Linked DNA regions of Mus musculus: region 1 is linked to region 2. Evidence: chromatin contacts called from ENCODE Hi-C data. All regions are on one chromosome and are shown on one strand. The core of a region is the stretch at or near the end of the contact, and the rest is flanking DNA. Distances in the headings are between cores, read along the strand shown.

Evidence for each region. A loop is a pair of places that touch in the nucleus more often than their neighbours do.
Region 1: a map of heart shows a loop between it and region 2 (7-fold over the local background). The contact joins the promoter of Hoxa10 here to the promoter of D030074P21Rik in region 2. A Hi-C loop is called at or near these places in 7 of 37 maps with a recorded cell type or tissue (adrenal gland, heart and left cerebral cortex).

The regions. Positions count from the first base shown.
Region 1 is chr6:52,230,933-52,236,565 of GRCm38, forward strand. It overlaps Hoxa10 (homeobox A10), which reads right to left and starts at 4,007. Exons shown (of 2, transcript NM_008263.3): 1 at 3,027-4,007; 2 at 265-1,848. The coding sequence starts at 4,002. The coding sequence ends at 1,574. Gm52902 (a long non-coding RNA gene) reads left to right here. Exons shown (of 2, transcript XR_003956434.1): 2 at 980-1,719.
Region 2 is chr6:49,210,055-49,215,532 of GRCm38, forward strand. It overlaps D030074P21Rik (a long non-coding RNA gene), which reads right to left and starts at 3,206. Exons shown (of 2, transcript XR_869057.2): 1 at 1-3,206. It overlaps Igf2bp3 (insulin-like growth factor 2 mRNA binding protein 3), which reads right to left and starts at 4,900. Exons shown (of 15, transcript NM_023670.3): 1 at 4,243-4,900; 2 at 3,213-3,273. The coding sequence starts at 4,417.

The DNA of each region.
Region 1 (5,633 bases), core at 2,757-5,256, 3.0 Mb after region 2:
CGCTCTCCTCTCAACTGAAACCACTGGTCCAAGACAGCCACAATCCAGATATACTAGCAAGTCATAAAACTGAACAAAAGCCGACAAACCTTAAGGCACCAGGGCTATAGGGCCCAGACAAATTACGACCGTCTAGGTAATATTTAAATAGATGCCTAAAGTAATTGCAGGGGGCTCGGGCTAGCCCTCCTGTTGTAAAAGTGGTGGACAGGATAAAATGGAAGGTGAAGATAAGAAGTCAAAAAAGAGGTGAAATTAAAAAGCTTCATTCCACAGCTTTTATTCTATAAGAACATAAACATCATCTTTTTCCACGCACAGCAGCAATACAATATTAATTTATTCTGATTTAAGATTTTGAAGTAAATAAAGCTAGAACTAACATTTATAATAACGATAGAATGCATTTGCTTAAACAAGATTGGCAATTTTTCATAATAATAGACATTTATACAGATTTGTATTTATAGGTTTTTTTTTTCTTTTCTGCACCTACAGGTTTGACCCTTTTATGCATGTAACTTCACAGTATAAAGGAAATCCAAACAATATCTCCCTTCTCTCATTTTTATTTCTGCTTGCCCCAGCCCACCTAGGCTTCCATGAATTTCAGAAAGCCTACAAAATAAAAAACAAAAACAAAAACAAAAAGTGAATTAAAGCAAAAAAAAAAAAACAACCTCCATTAAATAGGGAGAATTGTGGTGTGCTTTTCTTGTGTTACCAATTGGTAACAGTTTTAATGACGAAAATCCACCAGTTCCACATGTATAAACAAACCTGCATTATTTGTTAACAGCAGGGATATGGAAACTCAAAGGTGAATGAAGGATTTTAGCCAGGCAAGCAAGACCTTAGGCAAACGGGAAGAGAGGTTTCCTTCTCTTGCCCATTTTAATTTTCATTTAAAGCTGGGAGATCTTACAAAAGAAGGAAAAATTAATCTTACTGATTATTTCTTTTTCACTTTTTCAACCAGCCAGGTCAAGCCCTTTAGCTAACCTGAATGTCCATGCTTCCATACTCTGCTCTTGGCCAAGGAAGAAAAGAAGAAAGAAAAGAGAAACCAGGCCTGGACTCCCTGATTAAACACAGCCCAGCACTCCAGGCTGGCGAACCCGGTGGCGGCTCCTTGCACCATTGACCTCAGGCCAGACACCTCAGCGCCGACAATGGGACCTAAGGCTTCCGGCTAAGTTTACCCAGGGCTGGGCAGGAAACCAGATCCGTGGAGGAGTACTGGGGCCCTTTCCTAGCAGTGGGTCCCAGAGGCAGCAAACCCAGCCCATTCAGGACTTGACACTGAGAAAGATCTCAACCTCTATAGAATTTTAGCGATATGGCTTTTTCCCCCAGAAAACAAGCAAACAAACACCAAGCAAACAGACAAAGAAACAAACAAACAAAAAAAGCCAGAACAAACCAGCCCTGCACAGACGAAACGGCCTGGGAGATGGCGAGTGTGGGAGGGAGAAAGGGGCTCCGGCACAGGTGTGAGTTCTGGGGCAGAGGCTGGAGGCAGAGGATGGGTCCAGGCGCTCAGGAAGCGAAAAGACGTTGTCTGGAAGTTTCATCAGGAAAAATTAAAGTTGGCTGTGAGCTCCCGGATTCGGTTTTCTCGGTTCATTTTCTTCAGTTTCATCCTGCGATTCTGAAACCAGATTTTCACTTGTCTGTCCGTGAGGTGGACGCTACGGCTGATCTCTAGGCGCCGCTCTCGAGTAAGGTACATGTTGAATAGAAACTCCTTCTCCAGCTCCAGCGTCTGGTGCTTCGTGTAAGGGCAGCGTTTCTTCCGGCCGCTCTTTGCTGTGAGCCAGTTGGCTGCATTTTCGCCTTTGGAACTGCCTGGAGTTTAAGAGAATACAGAGGGGAAGGTTAAGTCGAGGCCACTCGGGCTGTATGAGGGGGGTGAATTCCGGGTCTTTCCCATTTAGTGGGATGCCCGAAGTCATAGAGAGAGGGTTATGCCCTCCCTCCTTTTGCAAGAAATCCCTCCAAAAAGGCATGACAAAATCGGCCTCAAATCCACACCCGGTCCTCCCAATTTACATTTTCCTCTACTTTTTTCCAGGCACCTGTTTTAGCACCACGCCGCGGGGCGCTGAGAGAATGAAAGGCCGGAGGAGGCGAGGCCGTACATCTTGAACTTAACGCCTTTCTCTGCCTCTCACCCAGGGGCAGGGAAGCATTTCCTGCCGGCCCCCAAGCTGGGGTAAGGGAATGCTTCTTTGGACGAGAGGCTGGCAGCTCCACTGGCTTACCCTAGCCTCCTAGATCGCCCCAGGCTAGAGGAGAAGGGCATAGTTGGGCCAATGGGGAAGTTCCAAAAACCCGATTCTGGGGTCAAGGGCTTGGGTTTGGCTCCTGTCCCTCCAAGTAACCGGAGTGTGAAGCTGGGCAGCACCAGATTCCAGGAGAAGGGGAATGGCCATTCCTAGGTTTTCAGCTCTGGGCCCAAGCGTTCCGGCCGAATTTGTCTTTTCTTTTTTCTTACAACCAGGACTCCCGCCCCTCCAGAAACTTTGAAAAACGCATGGGGGATCGTAAACTCGAACTTCGCCGGTTAATGGGCTTATTTATTGGCTCTGGCGGCTGCTTATTTTGGATGCCTTACAAACATCCGTGCTATCTGCAAGCGAGCCACTTTTCCTCCCTGCCCCTCCCCCCCGCGTGGGCCGCGCTGAGCAGGCTGGGCTAAGGACCAGGGCTTGGGGGTACTCAGGGCCACGAGAAAGTGCAAGCACGGGAGGAGGGCTGCTCGCTGGTGTTCTCATCCCCCAAGTCTGGGTGAGCAGGGGCCAGAGCTGAGGACGTCTTGGTGTGGGGCCCTAAGCCGGACGTGGATTTTTACAGCATCCCCACGCCCAAATATTAAAAACAAGTTCAGAAGGTCAGCCTGCCGTCAGTTTGGGCCAAGGCCTACGGCTGCCGCGCGGGCTTCTGGTCCTCTGCTCCTTCCTTGTGGGTCTGTCTGTCTGTCTGTCTGCCCGTCTGACTTGAGCCCTCGGTTGAGCTCTGCTTACCCAGGGAGTCCTTCTCCGGCGAAGCTTTACTGTTTTCTGAAGGGGCTGGAGACAGCTCCTCAGCCGCCGAGGATGACGCGTGTGCCTCCTCGTCGCCCTGCGAGCCGCCGCCACCGGTGCAAACCAGAGTGGGTGGTGGCGTGGAGTCTAGGACTCGCTCCTTCCCGGCTGCCTCGGTCGAGCCAGAGGCCAGTGCGGGCGGCGGGTCGAAACCGCGCCCCGGGGGCTGCGCAGGAAAGGGACTAGCGAGCTGCTGCGTGCCGCCGCCGCCACTGCCGAAGCCCTTGGCCGTGCCGTAGGCCTGCGACAGGCGGAAGTAGCCGGGTACTGGCACTCCGCTGGAGGCGCCCAGGGCGCAGCCGTCGGGCGGCGGGCCCCGCGGGAAAGGGGCCAGATCAGCGGCGGCCGAGCCCTTGGGGCATTTGTCCGCAGCATCGTAGAGGCAGTAGGAGCTCTCTTCTTTGATGTTCTGCGCAAAAGAACACGAAGTGGCCTGTGGCTGGGGTTGAGGTGGCTGCGGCGGGGGCGGCGGCGGCTGCTGCTGCTGCTGCTGGGGTTGTGGCTGCGGTGGCGGCGGCCCGTCGGGCGGCTCCATCCGGCAGGAGCGGGGCGCGTCCAGCCACAGGTCTAGGGGCGCGGGCGCGTAGCCATGCGTCCCAGGACCCAGGCCCCCGCTGCCACCACCGCCACCGCCTCCGGGCGACGGCGCTTCATTACGCTTGCTGCCCAGCGCGGGGAAGAGCCCGCAGCTTTGCAGCCCGTAGGGCAGGTCGCTGGCAGGCGGCAGGTAGACCCCACCGTGGGCGTAGTAGCCACCTCCACCGCCCCCCGCGCTACCGCCACCAACACCAGCCTCGCCTCTGCCTGAGCTGATGAGCGAGTCGACCAAAAAGGAGTTCGCGGCAGGGCTCTCCGAGCATGACATTGTTGTGGGATAATTTGGCGAAGGGAGCAGATAGCCCTTTCTGGCTGACATTTCTTGTGCAAAACATGCTGAATACGATTAGCAATCCCCCCCGCACCGCGGCGGGCGCTTGCAGCCAATCCCGAGCCAGAGTTTCCACGCGACCACTCCCAGTTTGGTTTCGTAGGCGCGGGGCCGCTCTCTGAGGGCGCCCTCGGAGCCCGCGATTGATATAAATATGTAATCTGTATTGATGGGCCAGAAGACGCACGCCTGACACCTATGGCTCAAAGGCCGGAACTGTGGGGGCTGCCTCAAAGTGGAGGTTGGGGGACCTGGCTCTTGAACCTGTACCCCCCCCCCCCCCATGCAAGGGACTATTTGGAAGCACCCTTGGGCTCTGCGCTGTTAACAAGTGGAGTGTTTATGATGTGCACCCCAGCCAACCTTGGGTGCTCCCATGTCTGCTATGGAGTGGCCATGAGTCCCCGTCGCCTTGATCATTTAAACGGGCCCTGTAGCAGGCTAGCTATCCTATACATTTCTGGGCCTGGAGCTGGCCTCAATTCTTAAGTTTGGCTTCCCAAAGTGGCTGGTAAAAAAGTCATACTAAGGCTGTCAAGATCTTTGGACGGTCCAGAACCTACAGTAAACCAGTACGGCCTCAAACATCTCACAAAGAATGAATATTGTCCGAAATCCATCGGCCGATGATCAATGCCTGGATCCTCTGTCCTCACTGTCTTACACCATCCTCTGGTCAGTGAAGGTTTTTCTCCTTCACTGTGATCAATCGGTTCATGCTCTCTACTCCTGTCATCCAACCTTGCACAGCTGCCTTAGTGAGGTGAAAAATCAATAGACTGGCAAGAGCCCACCACCACCACCACCACCACTCCCGACCTCCCAAACCACAGTTCAGAGGCAAACGCATACTCCCCATCCTCTACCTTTAGAGGACTAGAATGCTGGCTTTGGGTCTCTGGCCTTTCTGTGCTGGCAGAACTGGAAGGAAAACCTTGGGAGAATGTGTCTAGCAAATACCTCCGCCACACTGCTTTCTCTCTCGCTCTCCTTTGAGCCTAAACATTCCTTGGCTCCAGGAGGTTCTGACCAAACCTGTCTGTACCCCACTCTACCCCCAAAGACATGGCGAGGGCAGTCCTTTTCCCAGCCATTTTTGTCGTATACTGTGCACATTTTAACAAGGTGGTGATGAGGAAGTCCATTCCCTAGGAGGCTGAGCTGGGTTTGGGCCCTATTATAAGAGACTCTAGAGCCCAGGGTGCTACCTTTGGGCAATTGAAAATGGTCAGCCTACGGCATGCTAGCCCCCAAATGTGGACCTTATATCAAACTTAGGAAAGGTGACCTTTTTCGGCAGGATCCATGGAGCTTGCATAGTGGATGCTTTACTTCTGACCTGTGGGTTACAGGGTCTCCAGGATGCCCCAGTCCTGCCAGCTCCAGTTGGAACTAGAGAGCTACTGACTGCCCAGGACCCTTGAACCACATTGTTCAGACCTCTGCAAATGGCAGGGAGAGAGTCTTGCTTTTAGTTGGCTATATTCTGGTTCCTCCCAAAAGGAATCCAGGACAAAAACAACCCTGATAGCACTCTGAGAGGGAGAGGACACAGGGAAGCTGACCAGGTAGAGGCTAGGCTCTGGCTTCTGAGATGCAAGACACTGCAGTTGGTTGCA
Region 2 (5,478 bases), core at 1,956-4,455:
AGCTAAAACCACCATGTCTCAGTTGTGCAGTGTCAGCAACTTTACATTTCTTCTCTTGTGCCCAACAGCCCACAGCATAACGAAAACAGGGCAGCGGTACCTTGTACATAAGCAAACAGCAGAGTCCAGAAGCCCTACAGACACCACAGGCCCTCCCAAACAATCCTTCCTAGGACTGCTACAATCCTTCCTAGGCAAAACTTCTTCCTCACTCACCTCAAATCCGAGAGTTAAAAAAAAAAAAAAAAAAAAAATCAGGCCTGCCTCTGGAAGCTATCAAGCCTTCCCATGCTGTATCTTTTCTTGATTTTGGAACTGAGGGTGTAACACCATCTCAAAGTCCAAAGCATGCTTCTTTTCTGCAAACAGGGATCCTCGGGCCCTGTGCACTCCGCTGTAATCTACAACAGAGGGGCGTCTGAATGCAGAAAAGCCACATTCCTTCCACATTCCCTTGAGACTTCAGTAATGGGGAACTAAGCTTGGTTTGAACCAAACTCAACAATACCCCCTTCCTGCACGGGTCCCGCCCAGCTCAGCTTGCAGCCAGCCTGCAAGCATCCAATCACCTCTGTGCCTGCTCCCCTGTCCATCCCTCTCAGTGCGGCCAGAAACATTCCCCAGCACTCGGCTCCTCCCGACATGCCTTGCAAACAGGTATAAAGGTCACTGCCCTGCAAGTAGGCGTGCCTGCCTCAGATGCCCACATAGTGGTGGAAAATGACTGCAAAGCATAACAAACTCCATCCCAAAGTTCAGCAGGCTACCCTGACGACCAATCGATCTGACTGTGCTGTGCAATCAAGTCACTATCAAAGCAATCCACATGATCAATCACTAACAAAATAATCCACACCTTGCCATAGGTGGGTGAGTGCGCACATAGGGGCCAGGTCACTTCCTGGCTCTTCCAGAGCCTGTGAAATGATGGAAGGGTCCAGATAAGAAGAACTGCACAGCTTCAAGGGTCAGTGAAAACTAAACTATAATGGAGATGAACACTAAAGTTTCCAGAGAGACACAGAAGTCTTTATGCAAAACACTTCAGTAAAGGATTTCTAGCACTCAACTGCTCCCAAGTCAGAAAAACAGAAAGGTACTCCGTCAGCTCACTTCACTCTACCTGTAAGGCCTACGTCACTGGCTAGTAAGACCACATTTAAAACCCTACGCATTCTGGTAGTGGGGTGGGGGGCCAGGGCAGGAAAAGCTTCTGTTGTTATTAATAAACTGAAGAAGCAAGCGTCCAGTAAACATTTGCCCCCACTTGTTACTATCTCCTAGTCTTCCAAAAGAGGAACCCTGCAATTCAAACAGTAACAAGTAACTGTTTCCAGCATAAGCAAAGCTTTAGGAGGAAGACTAGCAGTTGTTACCCAAGTTCCTAAATTAATTCTCCACACATGGGAAGACATTAACTTCAAAAATAAAAAACAGAGGATACAGCAAACTGAGGTCAACCCATTAGCTGGAGCTGAAAAACTCACTTAATGTTTTTAAATTTAAAAAGACATTTAATGTTTTAAATTCACAACAGTCCCTTTGTTAATTATAATCATTTGCCCTGCCCAAGGATTCTGGAGTGGAAGGCCTCTGGCATGCTAGGCAATCATTCTACTAATAGGGTACAACACCAGCTCTTCGTTTTGTTGTATTGCTTACTTTTAATTCTACAGTGGATTTAAAAACCAAGAGCTAAGGGTGTGCCTCAAGTGGTAGAGTGCTCGCCTGCATAAACCAACCCCTTGAAAGATTGGGGGGGAGAGGGGAGTGACGGGAAGGGGGCCGGAGGGACAAGCACTAAGACACACTGGATAAACATGAAACCAACTAGCATGTGTGCAATAAGGTTCGTTTTTCCAAAATGGCTGATTCACAGGCTAGGTCTCTAAACTTCTTAAGGGCAAATGAGTTGTGCCTCAATTGTTTAAATTCCTATGAAACCAAGATCAGTTTGATACTTTTTATCCACATCTACTTTAGAAGAGTAAACAAAAATAATAAAAGACTACATTCTACTATATGAAATAACTTGACCCTTATCAAAATAGACCTAAATCTGGTTACACAAATATCTTTCCAATTATCTTAGGCGAAATTAAACAAGGACTTAAAAAGGAACCTACAAGTATCCACACTAGTTTATTTCTAAAACGAGGAGTGTGAAGTGATTCATGTGGAAGAGAGCTTCATTCAAAACAGTCACACAGCATTCTTGCCCTCTGTCTCTGCAGGGCAAATCCCTCTGTCCCCCAGAGCACACTCTCAGAAACACTTAACCAGATACACACAGCCCTGGTTTGAATTAACTTCAGGCTTATTGTTTGCTCCAGGTTAGGAATGGGGGAAGACTGAAAAGCCAGCCAGAAACCCTAACCCCACCTTGCAAAACCCAGCAGGCTAACCTCAGTCTTTCCAGTTAAGAGTTACAGAGTCGGGGGGGGGGGGGGGGGGGGGGAGGGCAGGGAGGGAGGGGAAGGGGGGCGCTTCTCCAAAAAGCTTCAGTAGCTAAAATAGCCTGCAAATATTTTGTAAAGTGACAGCTACAGATGCTCTCATAGAAGAGAAATCTCAGTGAAGTTGCAGATTCCCCCAGCCTTCACCGTCTCTTGGTGATTATTTGTAAGCAAAATACACCAAGGGACAGGAGGAGCTGGAACAAAGGCACTGTTAGGAAAAAAAAAAACAACAACAACAAAAAAAAAAAAACAACTTTGGAGTGTTTGAAAGGCCCCAGGACCCCAGCATTCACTGTGTTCCAATGGCCGCTGGCTGGCCAGTGAACCAGGGCAAAAGCAACTGTGTTCCTCCTCCTGTATTAGAAGCGCCCACCACGGCGGACCAGCTTCTCCACATCTGTCCTGGACCTGTCTTCTAAATCCCGTAGGTTCCCAAAGACTATTGGCTTTTGAAACTCGGGCTGCCAGTTGAGACCTAAACCTGCTCTGCCAAGAACATGTAGCTGTGAGAGCTTCCTTGACAGGCTTTTAAAACAGCAACAATAACCCAGAAGCAGGGGCCGCAGGCAAGCCCCCATTTACGTCCCAGAATTATCAACGCGCGCGCACACACACCTGCCATAAACTTAAAGGCAAGCAGAAAAAGAGCTAGCTGAACCGTGGCCCCAGCGTGTAAGCCAAAGGGTCCGAGTTTGCATCTGTGTTCTGTGCTTCCTCCCTAAAAAGCGGCCAGAAAAGGGTAAATCCGCTCACCTCTGCCGTTTAGGGACCGAGTGCTCAACTTCCATCGGTTTCCCATGTAGTTCCATTTTACCTGTGAACACACAAGAGGCAAGACGACGGGCTAAATTCAGCAGCTTTCCCCACCTTGAAATCTACAGTCTTTAAGAGAAAACACACCCTGCTTCAGTGACCTCAGCAGGGCCCCAAGATTCCCACCCGACTCAAGGACAAGGGAGGAGCAGGGCAAGGAGAGGGTGCAGAGCTGACCCTTCGGGTGGGTGTGGCTTTTTAACTTGCAGAAAGCTGGGGAGGGAGAGCAAGAGTCAGGCTCACCACTTGGGTTGCAATTTTCGCCTCCTGACCCCCTCCAAGGGCCACCCCGCACCCCAAGGTCTGCAAGAGACACACCCCCAACAAACAGCCTGCCATGGGGGCGCGCGGCCTTCTTTCTGGTCCACATCCAGGTTGGCCTGGAGCACTGGGCGATGGGATTAAAGAGCCAGGGTGCCAGGAGGAGATTGGGCGGCCGGGGTGCTGGTCCACGCGCGCTGACCCATCAAGGCGCCGGCCTCGAGTCCAGCTGGGGACGGTGGAAACCGAAAGGCACGGACAGCTGCTCTCCCCTCGGGCATCCAGGCAGAGCGCACTCAGACACCCGGGCCGCGGCTGCGCGCACGGGCCGGGACTGCGGCGCCGCGCGTGGCAGGGCTGCCGTTCTGGCAACAGCCGGCCGCCGCCGCCCACCTGCCCCTTTCGCTCTAACGACCCCGCGAGGTGGACGCGGCGGCGTGGAGCGGGACCGCCTGGACGCGGCCTCCCCCCGGGCGTAGGCTCAGGCCACTTTCTGTTCTCTACGGCTGGGGGACAGCGACCAGACAGAGGGCCCGGCGGGCGTCCACGCTGGGCCCCAAGGCCCGCCTGGCCCGGCCTGCAGCACGCGCCGCGCCGCGCCCCGCGACTGACAGCGCGTCCCCCTCCCCACCCCCACCCGCCCCGCAAGCGGGGTCCCGGATGGCAGCTGCGGAGACGGGGAGGCCCCGACCACGCGCGCGGGCCCCACCTGAAAGCGCCTCGATGGCCTTGAGGGCCCAGCCCTCGTCCGGGCAGTCCACGAACGCGTAGCCCGTCTTCACCAGGAAGGGGCCCGCCACCGGGATCTTAGCGTCCTTGAAGACACTTTCCAGGTCCGCGGGGCCGGCGTGGTCGCTGAGGTTCCCGATGTACAATTTGTTCATTGTGAAAAGGGGTCGTTTTAAAACCCGAGGAAAATGCTAAATTAAAAAAAGCACCCACGGCGGAGGATGGAGCCGGTGGATTTTGTTCCTCTCCTCTTGGCTTTCAAACCCACACAGTGACCCAAGCACGGGAGCGGCGGGCGAAAACCAGATCCCAGGGTCCTTTTTCCTCTTCTGGGTATTAAAAAAAAGAGAGAAAGAAAAAGCCTAGCGACGAGCCCAGCGTCGAGTCTTCCTAACTCTGGGGAGGAGGCGGGATTAGCGAGAGAAAGGAGGAGGCGCGGGGGGAAACTACTTTTTGTCTCTTCCTCCCCAACCCCTTTGGCAGCGGCCAGCGGGCTGTGAAAATATCACACTACGTGGGGCAGGCGCCGCCTCCCCGTAAAAAAAAAAAACCCCGAGGGGTGACTGGCAGCGGCGAGGGGAGCGGGGCGGGGGCAGCCGCTCCGAGTGTCCGGCTTTTTGAATGAGCCACGTGTTCAAACTACAAATCAACGTCTCACGTGAGGAATCCCAGCGCCTCAATTAGAGTGGGTTTCGGAGGAAAGAGAAAAAAAAAAAAAAAAAAAAAAAGCGAGAGGGGGAGGGGAAGCGAGATTGGGCGAGGAGGGACCCCGAGCTGGAGCCGGAGCCGGAGCCGGGGAGGGGGTGGAGAGCGTCCAGCCGCTGCAGCCGGCGCCAGGCGCGATGGGCACGGCGAGTTTCCAAAGGGTCCGAGCCTCGGGAGGGTCAGACGAACGATCCTTTTTCCTTAAGATGAGGAAGCGGTTAGGGGGTCCCGCGGTTGCAGTTACCGTAGTTTGTAACCATTCGATTTTTAAAAAATGGGTCACTTAACAACGAAATCTGAATGACAATCTCGAACTCAGTCGGTGGCTCTGATGACCGGGGAAAGTAGAACCCGGGGGCAGAGCGCCGCTCCCCTCGAGGGCCCCGGGGACCGAGCAAGCGGGGCGGCCCGGGCCGGCGTGGGGGAGGGGAGCCGACGTCCTGGGCGGGTGTCTACGCGACACCTCCTCCGCCTGCGCTCCGGGTGGCTCTCCGCCTCGCCGTTCATTGGC